3 separate regions of the Homo sapiens genome follow, and all the other regions are linked to region 2. Evidence: chromatin loops called from intact Hi-C (ENCODE). Cell type or tissue: heart left ventricle. All regions are shown on one strand.

Region 1 (8,000 bases), 280 kb before region 2:
AAAGAGGCATAAATCTTATCTTCTCGCAACCCTAGAAGATCAGCTTCTTGTGAAGAAGGGGATTATACTTCTGTAATTAACTGCTTTGCAGCTCCTGGTGATGGCTCAGAGCTGAATAATAGCACCCAGCCAAGTTGGATAAAAGGCTGTTGGATGGGCAGGTGCGGCCGCTCATCGTGAACAATGGTCTCAGGGCTTGACATCTTTTTCCAGTGCCCCGTGCTCAGAGAGTCCAACCAGGGGATATTTGTTCCCTGTCTATCAACATTCACAGCAGAGAATAAAATTCCAGAACAAATAGCTCAAAGAGACCTGTTTCACTGGAGGCCAGTAGCTGCAATGAGCTGCCTTGAAGGACCAACCCAGATTCTACACCTCTTTGTGTTCCGACCAGTGCCCGGGACCTGTTAGGGGCTTATGGAACGCTGGTTGGCAGTGACTGCTTCTCAGCCGCTGTGCTGTCTCAGGAAAGTTGCGTGAGTTCTCTGATCTTCAGAGTTAACCGTCCACACAATGCAAGGGGTTCTTATGGAATTCTTATGAGGAAGAAATCAGATCATGAGTGTAAACAAATTACTTAGTACAGTGCCTGGCACAGGGCAGGTGATCAATAAATGGTAGCTATTATTATTAAATTGTGAAATAAAAATGGATCGCGGACACATAGCCATTATAATAGTCAATGTTTATGAGGCTTACCCTATACAGACACTGCATATCCATTAGTGCATGAAGGCCCCACAGCATCCCTATCAGGTAGGCAGGATTCTTTCCCCCCATTTCACTGGTGACAAAATGGGCTCAGAATGGAATGATGATCTGCTATGGTTAGGAGCAGGAATGGAGACTGGCACCCAGGTCTTTCCCTTGTCTCTTTTTCCTTAGCCCCTGCCCCTCAATACTGGAGCCACAGGTACTCAGCCCCTCAACCCACTGTACTCTGAAACTCACCAACCCCAGGATCAAGCTTCTGAGCCATCTGTGTTTCCTTTTCTCCTCCACGCTGCATGCTGAAATCTCTAGGAATCCTAGAGATTCTTCTTTTGAGATGTTTCCAAAACACCTCCCTTCTTCAATCCCACTGCCACTCATGCTGGTACAGACCCTCGGCTCATGACAACCAGGCTTCCTACATTGAGCAGGCACCCAAGTAGTGTCTCAGGCCCAGGTCCTCTTTCTGTCACCCCTCACATCAGTGCCAGATGAGTGATCCCTCGCCTCACTCTCCTGTCCTTCCCTCCTGAGGGAGCAACAATCACTCCCCTGCCATACTAAGTCAGTTCCATGTTCCTTTCTTGGTATTCAAAGCTCTTTAGCTGACCCACTCAAACTTGTCTTCCTACTCACAGTCAGAACTTTGGGTCCAGCTGAGCCTGTCTCAGTTGCCCTCAGGCAGGCATCTGCAGCCACTCTGTGGTCTCAATGGATTAGACCCTTGATAAAGACTCAAATGTCCTCATTCACTGAACATTTAAGTGTTTAACAGAGCTATGGAACATAGAGATCATGTCTTCCATTCACCCACCCATTCTACAGATGGAACCTGAGGTCCAGAGAGGCTCAATATCACACAGTGAATTAGTTTCAGAACCAAGTCTCAAAGCTAGGCTTTTAAGCTTAAAATTCAGTGTTCTTCCATTAGGTCAATAGGCCATACCACCCTCAGTAATGACTGGCTGCCCGTGGCTGGGAGGGGCAATTTATTTATTCCTCAGTCTACATATGGGCTCTGGACCTGTGTGGTGCCCCAGAGGGTCAGCCTGAAGGCTGCGGAGGCTCCGAGTTAGGTGCTGGGGACAGGGATGTGATGGGCAGAGGCTGGGTGGTGGCAGCAGCAGAGGTGGGGGTGGGAGATTGAGATTTAGGGGGACTGTTGTGAATCTCAGCAACTGTTAAGACAGATGAAAATGGGGCTGAATGCCAGGCCAAGCAGTGTGTGTGGGAACAGAGCACTTAACTTCTCTATTTGGATGGGAGATGGGATCCAGAAGGGCTTCAGGGAAAAAGTGGCCTGTGGCTCTGAAGAACCAGAAGGACTACGTTCATGGCACCAGAGGTCAGGTATTCCAGGTGGAGGAGCAGCGTGGACAGGGCCAGACTGCCTGGCATGTGCGTGGTGAACAGCGCAGCTGCAGCAAGGGAGCCCGGAAAAGTAGAGGAGCATGGACTCCAGCTCTGCCTCTGCATCTGGGCTGACCCACTCAAGGTCTGGGCAAGTCACTTTGCTTTCCTGAACCTCAGTGTCCTTGTATGTGAAATGGGCATCATGATGTTACCTGTCTCCTAAGGCTATTGTGGGGATTAACCTAAATAGCAAGGCACCAAATATAGGGCCTGGCACATAGTAGGTATTCAGCAGAAGACCTAGTGTGGCTGGAGCTCAGGTTATTGGGCCACAGGAACAAACAGATGTTTGGATGTCATTGTTTGTTTTCTTTTGCCTTCCAATGGGCCCTTTCTGCTCCTTCCAGGAGCTCACCAGCTGGCCTGGGAGGGCTGCTTGCCCACTTATAGTTGCCAAGATGTTTGGCTGTGCCCCCGTCCAGAACCATCTTCTGGTCCTGTCTTCATTCTTGAGCCCTTTCCAGCCTGAACCCAATGGGGGACTCGTGTTCCAGGTCTGCTAACGTTTGCTGGCAGAGCCCATGTTTGGGAGCGTGAGCTGTGTTTAGGTAGAAACAGACACTGAAAACAGCTGCTGGCTTCTCTGCCGTGGTAAACAGGGAATAAAGCACTCCCCACCTCCCACTGTGGGCTTCGCTGGGGATTGGGGAGCACAAGGCAGGCCGGGCTTACTGTCGCTTTTGGGGAGGGGAAGGCCATTTTTCTTTAGGGACTGGGCCTGCCCCCTCAGGCTCGGGTCGGGCCAGGGGTGGGGTGAGATGTGTGGAGGGAGTTGGAAGCCCTCCCTCTCCCTGGACTTCTAGATGTTTGAAGACTCCATAGGCACTTTCTACCGTTTGGTGTCTGTGAGGCAGGGTCGTTTCTTTAAGCCTTTGTGGGTGGACTGTCAGCAAAGGCAGTTTCTGGCATGTCCTTGTACTGTGTTGATGAGTGGTATCAAACTTACCTTCACATCAGCCTCACTTGGTTGGTGCTGATTTAAACATACATATTCCCAGGCCCTTCCTCAGGCTCGCAGAATCAGAATCTCTGAGGGAAGGGCCCAGAAGCCTGCATTTTAACAAACTCTTCAGGTGATTCTGCTGCAGGCATTCAGGGAACTACACCTTGGAGACCCCTGGCAGGTTTCTAATGGGTTATCTGGGAAACCAGGGGGAAGGGGCAGTCAGGAGGAGGAGGGGGCCAGCCCAACCGCCCTTAGCATGCATACCCTGTTATGCTTTTTGACTTAGACTTGGGAGCAGATGCTTTTAGATGTAGGTCTCCTTAGAAACAGATGCTATCCCTGTTCTAGAATATAGAATAGAGTAGTTCCCCATCCTCTAGGTGTGCTTCATTTGCTGTCCACCCACTCATCCATCTCTCGACCCACTCACCCACCCATCCATCCACCCACTCTTTCATCCACCCACCCACCCACCCATCCATCCACCCACCCTTTCATCCACTCACCCACCCACCCACACACCCACCCATCCTTCCATCTACCCATCCTTTTTGGAGTGACCACCTGCTTTGTGTCTGGCTCTGGGCTGAGCTTTGGAGACACCAGAACTCTCCATTTAGACAAACAGACACAGAAATCATCATAATACAGAGGGACCTGTTCAATGATCAATGTCTCGAATAAGTACTGTGGTGGCACAGATGACAGACTCCACTGGCAGGGAGAAGGGATCAGAGAAGGCTTTGGAAGACAGCAACCTGTGAGTGGGCCATAAAGGACAAACAGTTTGCTAGATGGAGAGTGTGAGCGTGAGGGTGTGTAGGAGGGAAAGTCAGTTTTGCGAACTAAATCCTCTCACATCCACATTCAGAGCAGGGGCCTATCCCCAGGCCCCATGGAGCCCGTATTCGGAGGCTTATCTGTAGCTGCAACCTCTAAACTTGGCCCCATCTCCTGACATTTCTGAGTGAAAAGGAGCCACTCTTTAGTGTGTGTGCTGCAGGCTCCTGTGGCTGTCACAGTACAGTTATTGCGGAATTAACAGGGGAACAGCCATCCAAGTGGAGAGGCACAGAATACTTCCTGTCCTAGCTCTGCCTTCAACTCACTGTGTAACTGTGGACAGTTTCGGCCTCAGTTTCCCCATCATCAAGATGGGAGATTGGCTGTCAACTCTGCCAGCTTCCTGCCTGGAGCGCAGCCCTGACACCCTTCCTGCAAGATACACGTTAGCAACGACCGTTCTCTCTACGCCAAGCTCATTTGTCTGAGCGTATCAGCAACACGACACCTCGCAGTTCAGTGGATTTGATGTGAGCTCCCGCCCCTGGCATACCTAGCGTGTAATACCTGCTGCTGAAAAGGGGTATTTGAAGGCAAAGTGCATGGCAGAAGGAAGCCTGTAGGTGGCGCTATGGCTCCGGTTGCCGAGCTGCTCCCAGGAGATTCGTTTTCAGAGGATCTGAGAAAAACCCGGCAGGGTTGATGGCAGCTCTTTCTTCTCGGTGCCCTCGCAGTGCAGCAGGCCCCGCTTATTTGCAAGAAGCAGCCAGGTCAGCCCACTGGGCCTCCCCACCTCTTGTGCCCCTTCGCACATTTCAGAGCTCTCTCTTTTCCTCTGGGTCCTTCCATTCAAGAGAGGAGGAGGAGGAGGGGGTGAGCCTGTTGCGAACGGCGTTGGTGGGGCAGGGGCCGGTTCCCCTGTTTCTGGGGAGCCTTTTCTGTGCTGGTTGCAGGCAGGGGCCCTCAGTGTGGAGCTGTGGTGAGCCTGTGCCCCGTCGTATTTGGGTCACAGCCTCCGTGACCCCTAGCCCCCGCCAGGCACTCCACCCCTGCAGTGATTCGCTTGATATTTTAAAAGCACTCCATCTTCTGCCTGCTGCCTTCTCTCCATTCATCTGGGTCCAGGTTTTCGCCGAGCCATCTAATAAAGAATCCAGGGGGGAGAATGATGGGGGCGAGGAGAGGGAAAGTGCTAACATTTATTAAGTGCCCGCTGGGTGCCCAGCACTTCCTCAACAACTAGAGCAGCGGTCTTTCTGCTTTCTTTCAGCTGCATAACCCTTTCCTCCATCCAAAATCGCAAGCCTAACCTGGCCGTGTAAACAAACACCAGGGAAGCGCCTCTGATGGAAGGGGATGGGGCACCTAAGGCCCTGTCTCTCACCATGTAGCATCCTCCCCACTCCTAACAGACACTTTGGTGCTTCCATGAAACCTGGATCTAAAAGCTCTGTGCTCATTAAATCTACATATAACTCTCCAAGGAAATAGTATCCCCATTTTTATAATACCAAGCTAAAGGCCAGAGAGGGAGAGTGTAGGATCACACAATTTTTTTTTTTTTTTGAGATGGCGTTTCACTGTCACCCAGGCTATAGTGCAATGGCGTGATCTCAGCTCACTGCAACCTCCACCTCCCTGATTCAAGTGATTCTCCTGCCTCAGCCTTCTGAGTAGCTGGGATTATAGGCGCGCGCCACCACGCCCAGCTAATTTTTGTATTTTAATAGAGACGGGGTTTCACCATATTGGCCAGGCTGGTCTCCGAGCTCCTGACCTCAGGTGATCCGCCTGCTTTGGCCTCTCAAAGTGCTGGGATTATAGGCGTGAGCCACCGCGTCCGGCCCAGGGACACGATTATTAAAGGGCAGAGAGCCAGACTGGGGAGGCAGGTGTGCTCCATTCCCAAGCCCATGCTTGCCCTGGCTCTGCCGGGAAGACAGTAGGTGCTTTGCTTCCTGAGAAAGGTCAGGAAGAGGCGTGGCTCCTCCAGCTGTACAGACGACCAGGCCAGATCCACATGGCCCCGTTTGGTGCTTGGATGTCTGGTAAACTGCCTGCCAAGGAGGAACGCAGGTAGGACAAGAAAACTGTGGGTGGTGAAACGCATGGGGAATGGGTTCTGTGCCGCCAGTGAAATGGTCTTTCAGCCGCCAGGCTCCAACTTGGCTGACTTTAGAAGAAATCAGCCAGCCATGGATTGCTGGAGATTCAGACACAAGCTTTCCAGGCCCTGATGAGTCCTTGTTTTCTTCCAGGACAACTGGGTTTTGGGACTGTAAGCTATGACCCAGATCTTGGTTCCCATTTCGCACATGAAGAGAAGATTGGCCCTTAAAAAGCAAAATGCTTTAAAACAAAAACAAAGAAAAGAAAAAAAAGGAATTCATTTTTTTGCTTGCAATTTATTGTTTTCTTATAATCTTATAATGACCATCAATTTGGATTCAGAAATACCTGCATCAAAAGGTCATATCGGTGCTAAGACCTGACTTCCCTGCATCTCAGTTGCCTCCTCTGTAAGATGGCATCACAAACACTCCCCATGCCATCGGGCTGCTGTCACTGGTTCTTGTGTGTGGAAATGTCAATCCCAGGGCCTGAGGTGTGCAAAGTCAATAGTGGTTCTCTCCCCACTTCCACCCCCCAGTTTTTCTCAAAGCCTGTTGAATGTATGATGTGTCCTAAATGGAAGTGCTTCCACGGGGCACTGAGAGGATGGGTGATCTCTTCTCACTGCAGTCAACTGGCTGAAACGCTCACCTTTTCATCTTAGCATGTGAGATGTGACACTCTGATCCCCGGAATTGTAAATTCAGACTCTCAGAGAGCTCAGGATGGCAAAATCCAACCTCTTCGTTTTTAAGATGGGGAAATTGGTTTGCACAAGGTCATGCAGCAGGTTTGTGGCAGAGCTGGAACCCACACCTGCTGATTCCCAACCTGGTGCTCTGTCTGTCATCCTGGGTGACAAGGAGCCATGGAGGCCGCAGGGAGGAAGGACCATGGGATGCTGTCTTGATCCCTCTGGCCTGTGACTGTGAGGGAGGCTCACTCTGCTCTGTGAGCCCCATCACATGGGTGTCGTGTGTGATGGTGAGTGGTGCCTCCCTTATAGAAACGAAACCCCAAGAGCCAGGAAGAGCCCATCATCATCCAGATTCATAGGGAAAGCCAGCTCCTATCAGAGGCATCGAGGGGTGAGGAGGCCTGCCAAACTTGGAGTTGAGTCCCATTCCTGCCTCTTGCCAACTGTGTGCCCTGGGCAGGGGATTTCTTGAGTTGAGCCTGTTTCCTTACGAACTGAGGAGAGTAGAATTACAAACCCATAGGTTAATGTGAAGATTCAACAAGTTAATATAATACTAATACTTAATGAGCATTTACTATGTGTCAGGTTGGGTTCTAAACTCTTTATATGTATTTGCTTATTTAATCTTCATAACAACATAGTTTGCTGCTAAGGGAATGGAGGTTCAGGATGGTTAAACAAACCCCAGGGACAAAACTGGAGAGGACAGTGTAGATTTTGAGCCCAGGTAGCCTGGCTCTGGCACTCTACTCTTAACCACTGTGCTCTTTGACCTCAATTTCGGCAGAATCCAGTGCTTAGCACATAGAAGCTCCAAAAATGTCCACCCCTCCCTTGCTGTCTGTAACCAGCCTTCCTCATCCACCCCTTCTGGACCTCAAGAGTGGGTTCTAGAAGCAGGGTTCTGTTATTTCTCAGACACCAAAAGTTGACCCAACTCGATTGCTCTATCTTGAGTTATTTTACTTCTCTGTTTTGTTGTTGGTTTTGGTTTTTATTGCCTTTTCTTTGATCAAAAGCAAGACTGAATTGCCTACAAAGGCAAATCTGATTCTGTGCTCCTGAGCACCAAGTGAGCCTCAGCGATCGGCTCAGCTTAGCTCCTAATGCCAACCAGTGAAGGAGCATGGTTTCTTGGTTTCTAACTGCTCACATTCATGGCTAAACCCCCAGCCCTAGACGAGCTTCCTTGACCAATCTGGGGGAAAAATACACCTTCTTGATTGTGGGTTTCTGGCGACACTTGTTCAATTTCCTGGTTACTATAGAGACCTTGTCAACACATCCAAATACTCTTCTTAGCAAAGAAATTTTCTTCTCCCCAGTCTCTGCATA
Region 2 (8,000 bases):
AGGCGAAGGTGGGGCTCTCCTCGCACAGTCGCTCGGCCAGCCCGGCCTCTGCCAGCCCGGGGCAGGTGTGAAAGGACTTGGCGGTGAAGGTGCGGATGGCCGTGTACTGGATGGCAATGGAGGCCAGGGCAAGGAGGAGGACGGCCTTCCAGGAACATTGCATGGCTGGGCACCTTCATGGGGCTGCTTCTCCAAGGGGTGAGGTCTGTGGGCAAAGGCGGCCAGCGGTCAGGTGCCTCCACGGCGGGGGCACTGGCTTGTCCCTTGGAAGAGCCGGTCTCCAAGGGGCCCAGGGAAAGGCCCGGCTCCTGTCCAGTGCTCACCACACACCCTGAAGACCTAAGCAGCTTCTACACTAGACTACCGTTCTCTGGGGGACTCCTGGGAGCTTTGGGGAGCTGAACAAACATTCCTTGCACCCCAGGATTTAACCTGCGGACAGCTGCGGAAGCCTCTTATCCTGAGCTCTGAGTTCCTTAGAGGGGCCTCACGGGGCAAGAGCCTGACTCCCCCTACTCCCACACTGAGGAAATGACGAGGGCCTGCCTCAAACACTGCCCCTCCTCACTGCCAGCGTCTCCCACCCCCACGAGCTGGCGCCCAGTTCTCCAGGTGGTCCTCTTTCCTCTGTCCTCTGCCCATCCCTAGGGGAAAGAAGAGTCCCTATCAGATGCCTCCATCTGACCCCAATCCCCTGAGCATGAAGGACCCCTGCAGACCATGGTCGGTGAGCTGCCAGCACGGCCAGGCAAGGTGGACAACTGTGTCAAGCCCCTTCCAACTCATGGATGCAGGTGACCACTTACTCCAGATGTAGACTTCTGGGGCTTGTGGAGTCTCTAAGAGTCTCTGGAGCAGAGACAGATGTCCAGGGTCTGCTGAGAGGCAACCCTTCCCAGCACCCAGGGTCTGTTCCTGGTCTCTAGGGACAAGGGTCCAGGCCATGGAGGTGACATAATCCCCACTGACACAGAGTGAACTGGCCTGCAAAGAAGATCTTAGGGAGTCAGGGGCCTCCCCTCTTACCTCCTGTGTCCCCTCTGCCCACAGAAGGGGGACTGGGGAGGGACCATGGAGAAGCAGAAAGAGCGAATGGGGCCGCTGAGAGTCCGGGGCCAGGAGCCCACCTGAGCATCCTGTAGGCACCCTCTCTGGAGGCTGGCTCAGCTACCAGACCTGAGTGGGGGCTGGGGCTGCTCCTGGGGAGAACACAGGAGGGTTCAACCACTTACCAAAGAGGGACTGCTCCAAGCTGGGGAGTCCACAGCCACCAGCGTCTCCAGGCCCAGCTGGCAGTCCCAGCCAGTGCGGCAGCCCTGTGGCCAGCAGACTGCAAAAGACAGGGAGGGGAAGGGCTCAGAAGGTGGAGCTGGGGTCTCAGTGCCCCCTCCCCACTCCTTCCCTTCTGTGTCCTGTGCCTCACAGTCTGCCCCGAGGGCCAGGCAATAAGGGCTCTGCCTGCTCTCCAGATCCATCCCTGACTCAGCGCCCCAACCAACCCAGTGCCATCTCTGATCCCCTGAGTGTGGCCCTCTGAGTCCTGGACTGTATCCCACTCCTGTCACCTTCCTCGCCCACCCCACCACATTCTTCTAATAAACCGCAGTCCCTCTGCTCACACCAGAACCCAGCAGGCAGGGAGACTGGCAGGGTTCTGCAATTTAAATCCATGAAATAATCCTAACCCTTTAAAATTCAACTTGTGCAGCGATTCCCCAGGAAGTGGGTTAGCAGAAGTCAGCAAGGGCAGGGGGGCTTACCCCGGCCTCCAGGTCGAAAGGGCGCCTCCGGGAATGCAGCTGGGGAGAAAGTCTTCTTCCAACCACACCGAAGTGACACCAGCTACCTGAAACTCAAAGCGAAAGTGGACCAGGGAGCATTCCTGACCTCGATGCACCTCATAGAGTCTGAATTAAAACACCAAGATCGCCACATTATCTCAGTTGACAGTTTTGCGCCAAGCCCCTTCCCTGCATCAGCTCGTGTCCTTCTAGCAAGAACCAGATGTGGAAGCCAATATCTGCCCACTTCACAGGCGAGAAAGCCAAGGCACAGAGGTAGAGGAACCGGCCTGAGCTCACAGGCCTGCTTTAACCCCCATCTGGTAGGTTCCCCAGAGTCCAGCTCTTTCCCTCTAAGGAGATTTGGCTTCCTGTTCCTCCAGCTTAAACATATTTGGCCTGCAAACATGCATGCCATTACTGGCCCCAGCCCATTTGTGAATCAGCATGACGGGGACTGGGCAGGCAGATGCTTCTGAGACTTAGAGCATGTTCCTCCCCTTTGCTGTCTGGTCCTGTGGATCTGTTGGTTCACAGCTGATAGGGTGAACTCACGTGCTTTGTGAAGATTCTTCCCACACCCCACTATTTGACGTGACTCCTTTGGGAGCGGGTGAGTGGATCCTCTTTTCCCAAACCTGCAGTTCTGCCTGGCTCAGCTCACCCAACTTCTAGCACTGTGTTATTCCCTATAAGCACTCTCGGAGGTCAGGGTCCTCACTCCCACTGTTCAGATGGAGAAATCAAGTCGTGTTTTAAATATGAAATTTCACTTCTTTAGGAATCAGTACCAGATCACCAAGTAGCAGTCAAGAGGGAAAGGGGCAGTTTAGAGTCTTAGGAACTTCTCAACGTGATCAGAGAAAAACCACAATCCCAACCACACTGCATCCCACCCCGACCTCATCCCATAGTGGCAGAGGATGCTGGCCTCCATCATGGGGCTGGGCCAGGTATCCAGGGAGAAAGGCCCCTCTACTTTAAACCTGACCCCTGCAAGTGCAGGCCTGCTCTGCCCCAGTGCCCCATGGTGAATGTGAATGGCTTTCAAGAAACAGACAGGGAATGTCATCAATAATAGTGCCAGGTCATATTTTTAAGTCATTTAGGAGTCTGTTCTTTGGCTGCAGCATCATTTCATTTGGATACGCTTCCTTTGTATTTATTCACAGACATCTATCAGAACTCCTGTATGTGCCAGGCACTGTTCTAGATGCTATGGGTCAAATAACACCAAGGAAGGCAAGCACTTGCTGGGCATTCACAATGTTCCTCCCAGGCACATGCTTCTTTCACAGCCATCAGCTCATCGCACCCTCATGCCAGCTCTATGAAGTTGATACTGTCACAACCCCGTTTTACAGATAAGGAAGCTGAGGCCCTTCAAGGTTAGATAACTTCCCCAAGCTCACACCCATAATAAGGAGCCAGGATTCCAGCCCAGGCAACGTGCTAGGAAGTCCACGTTCAAATCCTTTTCCCTAATTCCACTCATATTACACCCTCCTTGGTCCTCATCAAGACAGGAAACAGAATCCTTAAGGAGTCTTCACTTAATTCTGGGGTTCCAATTCCAAAAGCAGAACTCACCCTAGGGTTTTATTTAAAGAGAAACATCTTGCCATCTTGCTGGGGAGGGGGCCGTTTAAGTTTCTTCCCCCAACTCTTCATCCACCCAGAGAAACTTAAGGCCAGGACTGGAAGCTGCTGCTTTGCTAATAAATCAGAAGTCACTGAAGCAGCTGGATGTTATAAATCCCTAAGACAGCGAGACTCGGCCTCACAAGGTGTGGCCTGGACACCGAGGAGGGGCATGTGTTTGAAGGCCCAGCCACAGGCCATTCCCTTGTACCCCCGGGGAGGGCAAAGCCAGGGAATGGGAACGGGAAGATGGGGGAAGTCCAGCCCTCCTGGAAATGTCCCCGCTCTCCCAGCCTGGCAGAGCTGGGCCTGGGGCTGGCCAAGTGTCCTTGGTATGCTAAAGGCATCTGCCCTGGAAACCAGAGGCCCTGGGGCCAGGTCCTGTTGTTCCCAAGGAAGCCTTAGCCACTACAAAAGACTCCTCAATGCCCTCATCCTCCAAGCCAGACTGTGGCCCCCAGAGCCCATCCCTAGGCTTCTAGCAACCTCTGGCCTGGCCTCCCTCTACCTCTGCTTAGTAAAAATCCAAGCAAACCTTGGACACAGGAGACCACGATCTATCATTTCTGTTAGAAAGCAGGCAAGTTGGTGAGCTTTCACTCCCAGGAGAAAGCTCAGATTTCATTATCAGTGAACTTGAGATGAGGGCACAGACTGGGAGCAGTGAACAGCTCTATATTGGAAAACTGTAATTCACAGAGCTCACCCCCTGAACCATGCCTACCTGGATCTGTCACTCAGCAGGTGTGTGGGCGTGGGTGATTCACCAGCTGTCCCTGAGCCTCAGTTTCCCCATCCATAAAGTGGTCATAGCTACAGTAGTGCTGGTAAGAATTGAAGGTCTTAAAGCATTTAGTCAATGCCAGGCATATAGACCCAACCCAGCCTCTGACACCAGCCCTGCTGATCCCAGCTCAGCCACTTACTGGCTGAGAGATCTTGGCTAGCTTTCTTCACCTCTCTGGGCCTCTATGTTCGCATATGCAAAAATGGGGATAATTATAACAAGGCTGTTGTGAGGACTAATTAGTGAGTACAGTGCCTGGTGCAGCGTAAGCACTCACTAAATGTCAATTAATATCATCATCACCAAATGTCTGGTTTGCTTTTTGTCTCAGGAAAGGGCCTAGAACAAATCATCCTGCAGCCCACGGGGTCTGGCTCTGCCCACCGCCCCTTCTTCCTGCAGCTCCTCTCCCGGCCTGGGAACTTCTTCCTGCTGAGCCACCGCAGTGGCTTTCCTGCTGCCCTCTAGTGACCACATCCTGCGGTGCAGCCTCGTAGTCCCGTCATCGCTGCTGTATTCAGAATTCTGGGGCTGTTGGCTACAACCTGATGTGAGGATGCAGCCAGCGGGAGGTGATGTTGCAAGATGCAGTGAGGTGTGAGGATGGCACGCCCACCCGGGCTGCGGCCTCTGCTCCGTGCACCCCCACCCTAGCCGCACCGGGAGAGCCCAGCTGCAACAGGCAGCCTCGCCTTCTCCCAGGGCCTCTCCCGCTCATCTCATGGTGCTCTGGCAGGGAAGGAGCACAGACCTGAATGTCACAGGCAGGACTGGCCCACATGGCCTCCGGATGGGTGACCTTGGACTCACCCCCTGGCCTCTCTGTGCCTCAGTTACACCATAGATCCAGTGATGACTGAAGGGCCTCCCAGTTCTAACCCTGGTGTTCTCTATAATCCCAGGAAGGCCCCAGACTTCATTCTCAGGGACAGTTGGGGCCACCCACACAGCAGACAGGGGGACCCTCCATTGGGAGTGGGAAAAACCCAGTCATCTTCCAGGAGGATTCTAGGGCTGGGCATTTCTGTCCCCCACCTCGGCCTGATCTGTGGCAGCGCCAGGGGGTGGCGGCCCTAGAACCTAGCGGTGCTGCCTTCTGCCAAGTTAGCCCCCACCTCTTGCTGTACAGAAATCCCATGAAACCCAGGGCTGAGGCCTTGTTTCACCTTTTCTGGGCCACAGACCTTTCGAACCACAATCCCTCCCCTTAGAAATGCCATTAGTGCCCACAATTTTACACACACAATTGAGAAGTTTCCCGAACCTCTGAAAGCCCAAGCTTGGGCACCCCACTCTTTCCTAGAAGCTTAACCCCTTCATTATTAACATGTCCAGGGAATTGTCTTTCCAACCGACTATATCAGAGAAGCCTCCTCAGACATGAACGTACTGATAGAAACAGTCACCCAGCATATATAAGTTTCAAAAGCTAGAGCCAGAAAACATGTGTGTAATAGTACACCACCTTTTCAGATTTGTTTAAGGAGGTGGACATGTATATTTGTATATATGCATAAACAATCACTGAAAGAGCTTGCTCTGAGCTAGTAACGGGAGATGTCCCAGAGGGAGGGGGCCTCGAGGAGACTAGGGTGGGAGGAGACACCGTTTACACTGAGCTTTTTGATTCAGTTTGAGTTTATTAATTTTGGGGGACACAGTGAAGCCACTCCATGTAGGAAGTAGAGGGGTGATTGATGACAGGGTGCGGTACTGAAAATCAGCCCTGGCATCTCACTGTGCCTCCCACCCTCCCCCCCCAGGCACTGCCAGCCAGCTCTCCCCACCCCCATTTCCAAGGCACCAGGGTCAAAGGCACTGCTTTTCCGCCAGAAATGGGCTTTGTCTGCTCAGGTGGGCCACTAAGGACAGTAGGCAGCTGGGGACTGCTGAGATACAGGGACGGAGCTGAAATAAAGCTGGATTTCAGAGGGGGCCTGTGGCTATGGGAGCAGCTGAGCCCTGGGATGGGGAAATGACTCTTCTCCCAGACATTTCTCCCTAAAAAACTACTGTGAAGCCCTGGGGGATGAAGAAGCAGCACAGTGAGGGCAGGGCAAGAACCTGAACATCGTCTTTCCGGACAAACTCAGGAGCCATGATGAATGGGGTCCCAAGGCTCTGGGGTCCCAAGAACTGGAGCAAGGGACAAGGGAATGGGACAGGGAGGGAGGAGCTGGCGAACAGGCCTCTAGGATGGAGACTGCAGAGGGGAAATGCTTACTCCCTGACTCTGACGTAGCCAGCACTAATCCCCCATGAATGTTTTAGTTAAGGCTAAAATGCATAAAACAGCAAGGCGTTTTTCTTCCTAAGGAAAATGAGGTGATGAAAATGAAGGCAAGGCAAGGGGAAAACAAGGGTATAAGAGTCTGAAACAACCAGAGGCCAAGTCAGTGTACAAGAGTCACACCATGTGTGGGCTACTGAGCTAGCCAATAGGAAAAGGGAAATATTTCATTTACTTGTTTCACAGGACCCATGAGATAAAGATTAAAGCATCCACTCAAGAGATGTCCAGCTATTCCTGACACTGAATCCAGTGCAAGATTTCTCCCAAGGGAGCTCTTACAGAGCTCTGTGCGTGTGCCACCATGAACTCGTCCTCAAGACTTTGTACCTAAGAAATCCAAAGACGAGTTTCATGGGACAGTGTCCTAGAGCATCCTTCCATGTGAGCAGTATGCCAACACACAATCCAACCAGTGCAACCTTCCAGAGGGGTGAGCTGCTGGGGTCCAGACTCGGCCTCTGTGGTCTAGGTCAGCCCAAGGGACCCCTTCTCTTTGGGGTCATGCCCACCTCAACTTGAAACACTGTGAGGTCTATGGACCCTCTCTCCAGAACCTGGACCACCACAAACATGGTACTTGCGAACAATCCCTAGAATCCCTGGGCCCCACAGGCAGAACCACTACATTTTCTGAGCACCTCCAGTAGGGACAAGCTCTCACAGTCATGGTTTCCAAGACAAGCACCTGGAGAGCAATTGGTCTACCGATTTTTCACCATCAGCAGGGCTGCCCAGCTGCCTCTTATGAGCTCTGGTGTCTCCAGGGCAGAGCACTCCAATGTCCACATGATACCCATGGATGTCTCAAGCCTCCTGGAGAAGGTACCCACAAGCATTCAGGGAGGCAGTCGGAGGGGTAGTTAGGCACCCCAGCTGTGGGGCCACAGAGGCCTGGATTTGAATCCAACTGCTGTTGCCTTATAGCTATGAGGCCTTGCGTGAGGCTCTTAACCTCTATAGGCCTCACTTGTCCTTATGTAGGAAATGGGAGAAACAATCACAGAATCTTTCTAATATTTGGGCAGTGAGACAGAAGGCCGATGGATGCCCACAGCTTAACACAGTGCTAGGCACAGAGCAAATGCTTATTAAGAGCCATGACCATGATTTTTATGGACTACTAAATGCACAGAGGGGCACCATTGGCCTGGAAATGTTTTTAAAAGTTAAAACAGATGCCGTAGCCTGCTCCACTGAAGCGCCAGCAGCCTGCGTGGTTGGAGACCCTGACTGTTGTGGCTGCAGAGACCTTGTCTGGGGTAAGGAAGGCACCTCACATCCTGCCGTGGAGGGTGGGAGTGGGAGGGGGGTGGTCCCAGGCCCGACCTGAGGGGAAAGTTTTCCCCAGCAGTGGGGAGAGTGACTGACCTCCTGGCCACAACACAAGGCCCCAGTGTGCCCAGCTCCTCTGGGGGAGGGATGAGTCAGAAGGTCCCGGTTCCCTGTCTCAGGCCAGTCCTGGTACAGCCTGGCTTGCGGTAGGCGGGACTCTACAGCC
Region 3 (8,000 bases), 120 kb before region 2:
GAAAGTGTTTTCCCTGGTTGGCAGTTGCCCTCCAAGTGGTAGCTCTGGGCCAGTAAGAGGGAAAATGGAACACAACCAACTTTTTTTTTTGGCAGGGGTCATGGTGGGAAGAATATATTCTCTGGATGTGAAGATGAGGCGAGAGAGGCTCAGAGAAGTGAAGTGATTTACCCAAGATCACACAGCTGGGTAGTGGTCAAGCCACACCTAACCCTAGGCCTGACACAGCTGCCTTTCTGTCCCTGGCTGGGTATCAGAAGAAAAAACCCAAAATCCCCCTTAAAGCTCTATCTTGCTGTCTTCTCTCCACCCTGAGCCAGTAGATCCCATCAGTCCCCTCTCTCCCTGCTCCCTAATACCCTCTCTCTCTTCTGATTCCACCCACCCTTGCCTCTCAGGCCTCTCTCCAACCGGGGCATACCTTTGTTCCAGCCTGACCTCCAGGTGCCCTGTGTTAGAAGAATGCTAAGGCAGCCAAGGTACTCCTGAGTCTTTCATTCTTATTATCATGGTTATTATTTTGTATTACTATTTTACTATTAGTCTTCCCCTCAGCTGCCAGGTCTCAATGGCATCCTTTCCATTGTGCCATGCTCCTGCTCAAACACCTACCATGGCTCCCTATTACCTGTAGCCTCAAGTTTAAACACTTCTTTGGGCTCTTAAGATCCTCCAAAACTTGGTTCCACAAATGTCAGGCAGTTGCCCCAACATACTCTATGCCCCTGGGAAATTTACTTAACTTTTTTGAACCTTCATTTTCTCCTCTGTAAAGTGGACATTGTAATCCCTAACTTATAAAACTGTGCTGAGGATACAATGAAAAGAAACCTATGAAACCCAGCGCAGTGCCTGGCATCTCAGTTGCCTTCAGGAAATGTGAGTGCTCATTCCAGCCACGTCTCCTGCCTCTCTAACCTTACTTCCCGCTGGGCTGCCACACACATTCTCAACTCTACCCAGGATGGAATCTTCACTTCTCCTGGAAAAACTTTTATTAAAAAAATTTCTACCACATCCTTCAAGCTTCAACTCAGATGGACACACCCCTAATTCATGATTCATTTGGGGACTGGGAGTAGTGCATGGTCTCTCATCCTGTCTCCAAGTAGGATTTGGTGTAAAGCCAGCCCAAGAGGCGAAGCCCAATCTCACTCTCCAGGGTTAGGGACGAGGAATTCCCCATCAGCCAGGATCTCTGAACACCAGATTCTGGCTAGAGCCCCTGCCCCATCCAGCACTCCATGACACCTATCAGGGTCCTGCCCACCCCCTCCAGGAGTGTCTCCTCACTTTCCATTCTCCCTGAAACAATCTGCTGCTTAGCAAAGTGTTTTTAGGCATTAAAGCACATCACACCCTTCTTTTCTCCCAGAAAAGCTCTTATTTTCCTGAAATCTCAGGAGCCAGTTTTTCCTGCCAAGAATATTCCACCTCAGCCCAATCCCAGGAACTGCAGAAGGATCGAGATGCTTGGAGGGACCCCCTCCCGCTCCCCTACACCCCTTTCCACTCCAGCTTCTGCATAAGGGAGCAACCCTCCCATTTACTGATGGGAAAAGTGGGCCCCTAAAGGAAAAAGAAAATTTGTGTGTCCAAAGTCAAAGAGAGAGTTGGTGCACCAGGAAACAGAATAGAAGATACTGGTAATTCACCTTCCCTAGTGGGAGATCTAAAGCAGAGGTCATCCAGAGTTGTACGAAGGATCAATGTGATCAATAACAGGCCCATTATAACATTTAGGGGCCTGGCCAGGCATCTCCTCTCTCCACAGGGCTTCCATAACAAATTACCAAAAATGGGCTTAAAACAACAGAAATGTAATCTCCCACAGCTCTGGAGGCCAAAAGTCCAAAATCAGTGTCGGTAGGGCTGCACTGTCTCTGGAGGCTCGAGGGGAGAGTCCTTCCTGGCTTCCTGCAGCTTCTAGTGGTGCTTGGTGTTCCTTTGCTTGTGGCACCCCAGTCTCTGCCCTTCATCACTCCAGTCTCTGCCCCTGTCTTCACGTGGCCTTTTCCTCTGGGTCTGTCTCAAATCTCACTCTTCTTTCTCTTATAAGGGCATCTGTCAGGATGCTCCCATCTCAAGATCCTGAACTCACTTACATCTCAAAAACACCGCTTCCAAATAGGGTCTCATTCACAGGTCCTGGGGGTCAGGACTTGGACATATCTTTTGGAAAACACAATTCAACCCATTACACCACATGAGCCCTGCCAACCATGAGGCCTCACTGCCTCTGAAACTGACCTCTTTGGGTTTGCCTGAAAGGGCTTTGGCAGCCTCAGCCTGGTAAGCTGCTCACCTGTCCCAGACCTCTGACTCTCTAGAAAATGGCTCAATATCTCTTGGACCCTCCCTGATGACCTTTATTAGAGGGGCCCTGGGAATTTTCTGCGGGTGAAGCATGATGTGATCTCAGAAGCCAGGCCCCAGTGCCAGGGAGATGAAGTTCCATTCCTGGCTCTACCACTTGTCAAACCTGTGACTTTACATAACTCCCTGTGTCTCAGTTTCTCCATCTACAAAATAAAGGCAGTATCCTCATCAGTGGCTCTTTGTATTAGAAAGACATAGTGAATGCCCCGGCAGGGCATGAAGTTGGTGTCCATAACCAGTTACTATCATGGTACTCCCACCTTTCATTTATTCCCGGGGAAGCATCTCCCCAGCCATCCCCTGCAGGGGCCTCAGCCTTCCTCTCAGTCTCCAAGGTGCTCAGGAAACTTCTTGTCCTCATAGCGTCTCCTGAAGGATACATTGTTATTCCCATTTTGCAGACAAGAAAAAGCATAAATATGGGTGGCACAGTTTGCTCCAATGACAGTCACCCATCTTTAGGGGAACACTGAGTGAAGCGCCCCATGCACGGGGATACTCATTTTTTTGAGGTCTGTTTATTTTGACTCCCTCCACTCTCCCACCGTCTGGTCACCCATGGCATGGCTGTCATTAGAACAAACACTCAAGGCAGTTTGTCTTTCCCCTACATTCCCCCATCCTGGCCTCATGACATCCAGGAGTGGGGGTCAGGCAGGGCAGATGTCATTGTCATTGTTACACCCATCTTGCAGATGAGAGGATGGAACCTAGCTAAGAGAGGAGGAACCTAGCTCCTAAGATCACAGCACTTTGTACTGGCAGTGGCAGAACTCAGATCTTCTGACTCATAATTAGCATTCCAACCATTTCACAACACAGTCCAGAACTCAGTCATTCATTAAACAGTGAAGATATAATAACAACTAATATGGAATATTTTTACAACGCTGAGAGGCAGAGATCCTTTCATCCCCATTCAAGAAATGAGAAAATTGAGGCTCAGAGAAGATCGCAGCATCAGGATTTGAACTTAGGTCTCTGTGCCTGCTCCCAAACGCTCCCAAACCAGCTCTGTACCCACTGTGCTGCACTGGCTGCTGCAAGAAGCTGTTCCACCTGAACCCTGAAAGCCAATCATGGTCTCTGCCCTCAAGACACTCCCAGTCTTGAAGGGGAGGTAAGTCTAGGTGGCCAGGGGCCAGCTCTCTAAGAGGCAAACAGACTCAGAGGGTAGCACAGCTTCCTCCCCCTCTGAGAGGAGCTGCCCTCTCCTCCCCAGAGCTGGATTGAGATCAGAGTAGGACTAGGGAGCTGCCATTCTGAGAAGAACATCCTGCCGATCCCATCCCTGAGATGTCCATTTGGGGTGGGGGCAGGGCAGAGAGGTATTGCCGGTGGGGCTCACTGGGGCTTTGGGGCTGGGGACTTTGGAGGCTCCTTCAATCAGGGAGTTGAGGCTGGGAGGCCTATGGTGAGCACCGGCCACCCCAGCAGAGGGAGCAGATGTCTCAGCCTCTCCCTGTTCCCTGGCAAACCTCATCTTTTATAAATAGTTGTACTTGCTGGGAGCCAGAGAGAGTTGAGGTTTCAGCATCTCTGACAGCCCGGCAGAGCCAGGCCCGTCTGCCTGGAGCTACGCGTGCTCACATAACACCCCCTCCCCAGCCCGCAGCCCAACCGCCACAAGGGTGTCATTGCACCCAGGACGCACGGCGTCTTGGCATGTGCTGGCTCCACGTGGCTGGTGGGTTGTGTGGGCTCTTGGGCAAAGGAACCAAGTAATCAGAAAGCACTTTAGAACAGACGGATTCTGGAGGTAGTGAGCTCCTCATCCCTGGAAGGGTTCCAGGGGAGCTGGAGGTCTATGTAACAGATATGCAATAAACGAGCTTTGGACTCTGACGGATGGTGAGGGAAGAGGGAAAAGGCTGGGCCACATGATCCCAAAGGGTCCCACTGTACATCTAGGGTGGCATAGGTGGGGACTGTCAGGGCCATTGGTGGCTTAGCAAGACTGTGACCTCCTTCCCAAGCTTTAAGATGCCCAGGAAGCTCACCTGTGTGGGTTCCTGAAACCCTCTGCTTCATGCGTGAGCCCAGCAATTTCTCTGGATTCAAGAATGCCAGGAGAGATTCTGTCCAGCATGTGGGATGCATTACTCATTAACTGCTCGTCACTGAGCATTTGTGCAGCTCCTTCAAAATACACCAGTGAGGCTGCCAGCTCCCCAGGGTTTCTGAGAAGCCCAGATGCTGGAGCAATATTCCCCAGCTCCTCTGATCTATGGGGAACCCTTGTTAGAGTAGGGAACCTGTAAGCCTCCTCAACTTTGGAAACTCTCCACTTTCTAAAGCTGAAAACTTAGGAAATCCTTGACCTTTGGGATCGGAGGTGAGTGTTCCCAATCTTAAGCCATAAGGACAGGGACCAACTCTGTCTTATTCACTGCTCCTCTTGTCCATGGTGGCATTTAAATAACTGTGAACCAAATGGATGAATGACTGAGTGAACAAATTACGTAAAAGTCACCGCATCACCTCCTTGCAGGAAGGCTGAGTCACTTGTGAAGTGTGCCCTCTGTCCTCTCTCTGAGGAGGTAGGGGACAAACATGATGCTCTAGAAAGGATATCACCTCTGGGGTCAGACTAACTGGGTCCCAGTCCTGGCTCTGCCTCTTATTGGGTGCATAACCCTGGGTGAGATCCTCAACCACTCTGCTTCATTAGCTGCAAAACAGAGATAATAATCCCTACCCCATAAAGATGCCATGAGAACATCTGAGATAACATTTTTAAATTGCCGAGCATCTAGTCAGCACTCCATAAATGATGCTGGTGGTAGTCATTAGTGCCATTCTCCAAATGTTTGCAGTTCTCTTTCCAAGCACATGGTAGAATCCTACTTCCCCACCTTCTTGAAACTGGACATGGCCGTGATTTGCTTTGGCCAAATCAATGAGACCAGAAGTGATGTGCCTCTCCTTAATGGAGGCTTTAAGAGGTCATGTGTAATTCTCCACATTCTCTTCTTCCTGCTTCAGCAATCATAGCAGCAATAAGGTGGAATCATGACCAGCCTGGGTCCTGGAACGAGGAAGACGTGGGGCAGATCTATCCAGTGGCCCTGGATGGCAAGGCACGAGGTAGGTTGTAAAGATGGCCGCAATTATTCCTCCCCTCCCTGTGTGCCTTCCCCTCTGCCAGATGGCTTTGCTATTCCTCCCATCCAGAGATGAAGTCCATTCCTACCAACCTTGAACCTGCTCAGCCATGTGATTTGCTTGGGCCAATGGCATATTTTTAAATATGATACAAGCAGAGGCTTGTGAAGTGCTTGCATATTGGAGCTCACCCTGTTTCATGGCTGGGAAGGAACTCTTCTGCCACTATGTGAAAAAGCCTCAGCTAGCCTCCTGGAGGAAGACCACATGGAGTGAGGCAAGGCCCCAAATGTCCTACCTGAAATCCCAGACATGTGAGTGAGGCCACCCTAAACCATCTAGCCCCATCTAAACTGGCACAGACCAAAATAACCACCCAGTCAACCCACAGAATCAGAAAAAAATATTAAATGTTTTTTGTTTTGAGCCACTAAGTTTCAAATGGTTTGCTACTTGGCAAAGACTAACTGACAGCATATAATATGAATGGGAAATAAACCTCAGAGTATTAAGCCACTGATCTTTGGGAATGTTTATTACTGCAGTATAGCCTTGCCCATTATTCTGATTAATATGGTATTTCCTTCCCATTTCCCTGTGGGAGAGGAAGTACATTCCACTTAGGTTTCGAGTTTTATCCTCTACGGTTCTCTTCCTGTTCACCATTGCCTTCCACTCAGCCACTCTCCTGCCTCATGGTCCAGGTAGGATCTCCTGTTATCCCCCACACCCCAAGGATGGGTTATTAACTAGGCACATCATGGAGACTTCTGCTCACCCCCCACTTCTGGGCCAAACTCTCCAGGGCTGTGTGGGCCTTAGAGACAACCTGTAAGAGGTTCCCATATTGTGACTCAGTGTTTGCTCTGGACCCTGAGGTGAGACCAGCTGGCCTCAGCCCACATTCCGCATTCCCCACCCCACTTCACTCTCTTGCATACTCTCTGGCTGCATGGCGTGGCAGAAAAAGGCACTGGCTTCAGCATCAGATGCACCTAGATTCAAATCCCAGTTCTGCTGTTTACCTTTCAATCCTGGGCCAGGTGTGGTGGCTCATGCTTGTAATCCCAGCACTTTGGGAGGCCAAGGCAGAAGAATCTTTTGAGTCCAGGAGTTCGAGACCAGCCTGGGCAACATAGGGAGACCCCATCTCTATGAAAAAAAAAAAAGGTCCCAGCTACACGGGAGGCTGAGGCAGGAGGATTGCTGAAGCCTGGGAGGTGGAGGCTTCAGTGAGCCATGATTGCACCACTGCACTCCAGCCTGGGCAACAGAGCAAGACCCCATCTTCAAAAAATACATATGTATATATGTCCCAGCTCTGTGACCTCTTATCCATGAGACCCTGGGAAAATTCTTTAACCACAGTGTCTCAGTTTCCTCCTTTGTGACTTGGGGATAAAAGCTCTCTGTTCACAAAGGTGCAAGAATGATAAATATAGTGTCTAGCACAACACCTGAAACACGGTAAGACACTAAAGAAATGGTAACTGGGCATCATTTAGAGTCAGAGTGTCTAGTTCTCAAGTTCCAGCTCTGCCACTGACTGGCAATGTGTTCCTGGGCAAGTCACTTGGCTTCCCTGAACCTTGGTTTCCTTCTCTGTAAAATGGGTGTTTAATTGTCTCTTTGACAGGTGAGGTAAGGATTTTAAAAGGAACTATATATAAAGTAGGTGGCATGTAGTAAGTTCTAAAGAGGTGGCAGTTCTTTCTCCACCCTCTAGCTTGAAAATTCTTCTGATGGCAAAGGTGGTTTCACCTCTATGCCCTTCCTCCCCTGCCACACATATACACAGCACCTGCACACATGCACACAATCAGAACTCAGTCAGAGTGGGCTTGTTGTGGGGGACAAACAGATCCCAGTCTCCTCAGATCCCTCCGGTCCAGGAATAGTTTCTGTGTCCGCTCACCCCAGAAGGAAATAGCCTGGTTCTATCATGCATCATATAAACAGGAAGAACCAACAGTGCTGAGGTGGTCAGGAGACCCCTGTGAGCATCTCATCCACCATCATCCTCATCCTCCCCCACCTTGCCTCACCCTCTCCCACAAGCATGCTCCAAGACTGCTCGAGAGCAGTTTCCATGGCGATAGCATTTTAAAGTTTTCTAGGAGCAGAACAGGAATAATTTTCCACCTTCTCCTCCTCCGTGGCAATCCGGGGAAAGGGAGCTTATTACAGATAAAGGGTGGGGTGAGGGGCAAGGAGGAGAGAAGCAGCTCTTTCTTTCTTTCATCGCGTGACTGAAGAAGGTCACACTAAAATTCCCCACACCCAGCTCCCTCTCCAGACCCCAATTTCTCCCGCGGTCTTCACCTACCTCTGCTTGGATGAAGAGATGGGATGGGTATGAGTAAAAGAAAAAAGAGAGGAAAGAGAAAAGAAAGAGAGAAAAAGTGGGCCAATGTGTGCCCAATCACATGCATGCACCACTCATAAACACAGTGGCTGCAGGAAATTTCCACTGATCTCTTCTTGGGAAGTGATGATCATTAACGGAGGAGAAAAGC

Evidence for each region. Hi-C counts contacts between places; a loop is a spot of excess contacts. Peaks named below come from ENCODE experiments on the same cell type or tissue, not always from the same donor. Only the 100,000 strongest peaks of a DNase experiment are listed, where the experiment ranks them.
Region 1: a loop joins it to region 2, with 9 times the contacts of the local background. A loop is called at or near these places in 87 of 110 quality-filtered maps.
Region 3: a loop joins it to region 2, with 10 times the contacts of the local background. A loop is called at or near these places in 22 of 110 quality-filtered maps.

What each region holds. Positions count from the first base shown.
Region 1 is chr11:45,366,912-45,374,911 of GRCh38, forward strand. It overlaps LINC02687 (long intergenic non-protein coding RNA 2687), which reads left to right and starts at 4,486. Exons shown (of 5, transcript NR_122071.1): 1 at 4,486-5,929. In heart left ventricle, CTCF peaks have their summits at 4,462 (motif pointing right) and 4,664; DNase peaks (open chromatin) are centred at 4,480 and 4,797.
Region 2 is chr11:45,650,761-45,658,760 of GRCh38, forward strand. It overlaps CHST1 (carbohydrate sulfotransferase 1), which reads right to left. Exons shown (of 4, transcript NM_003654.6): 2 at 1,761-1,846; 3 at 1,233-1,330; 4 at 1-205. The coding sequence starts at 163. LOC124902666 (a long non-coding RNA gene) reads left to right here and starts at 552. Exons shown (of 2, transcript XR_007062662.1): 1 at 552-794; 2 at 1,709-1,937. In heart left ventricle, no CTCF peak of the experiment used is centred here; a DNase peak (open chromatin) is centred at 4,691; H3K4me3 peaks cover 394 bases; H3K27ac peaks cover 658 bases.
Region 3 is chr11:45,534,634-45,542,633 of GRCh38, forward strand. LOC105376654 (a long non-coding RNA gene) reads right to left here and starts at 7,841. Exons shown (of 5, transcript XR_931245.4): 1 at 7,811-7,841. In heart left ventricle, a CTCF peak has its summit at 3,816 (motif pointing right); a DNase peak (open chromatin) is centred at 3,978; H3K27me3 peaks cover 931 bases.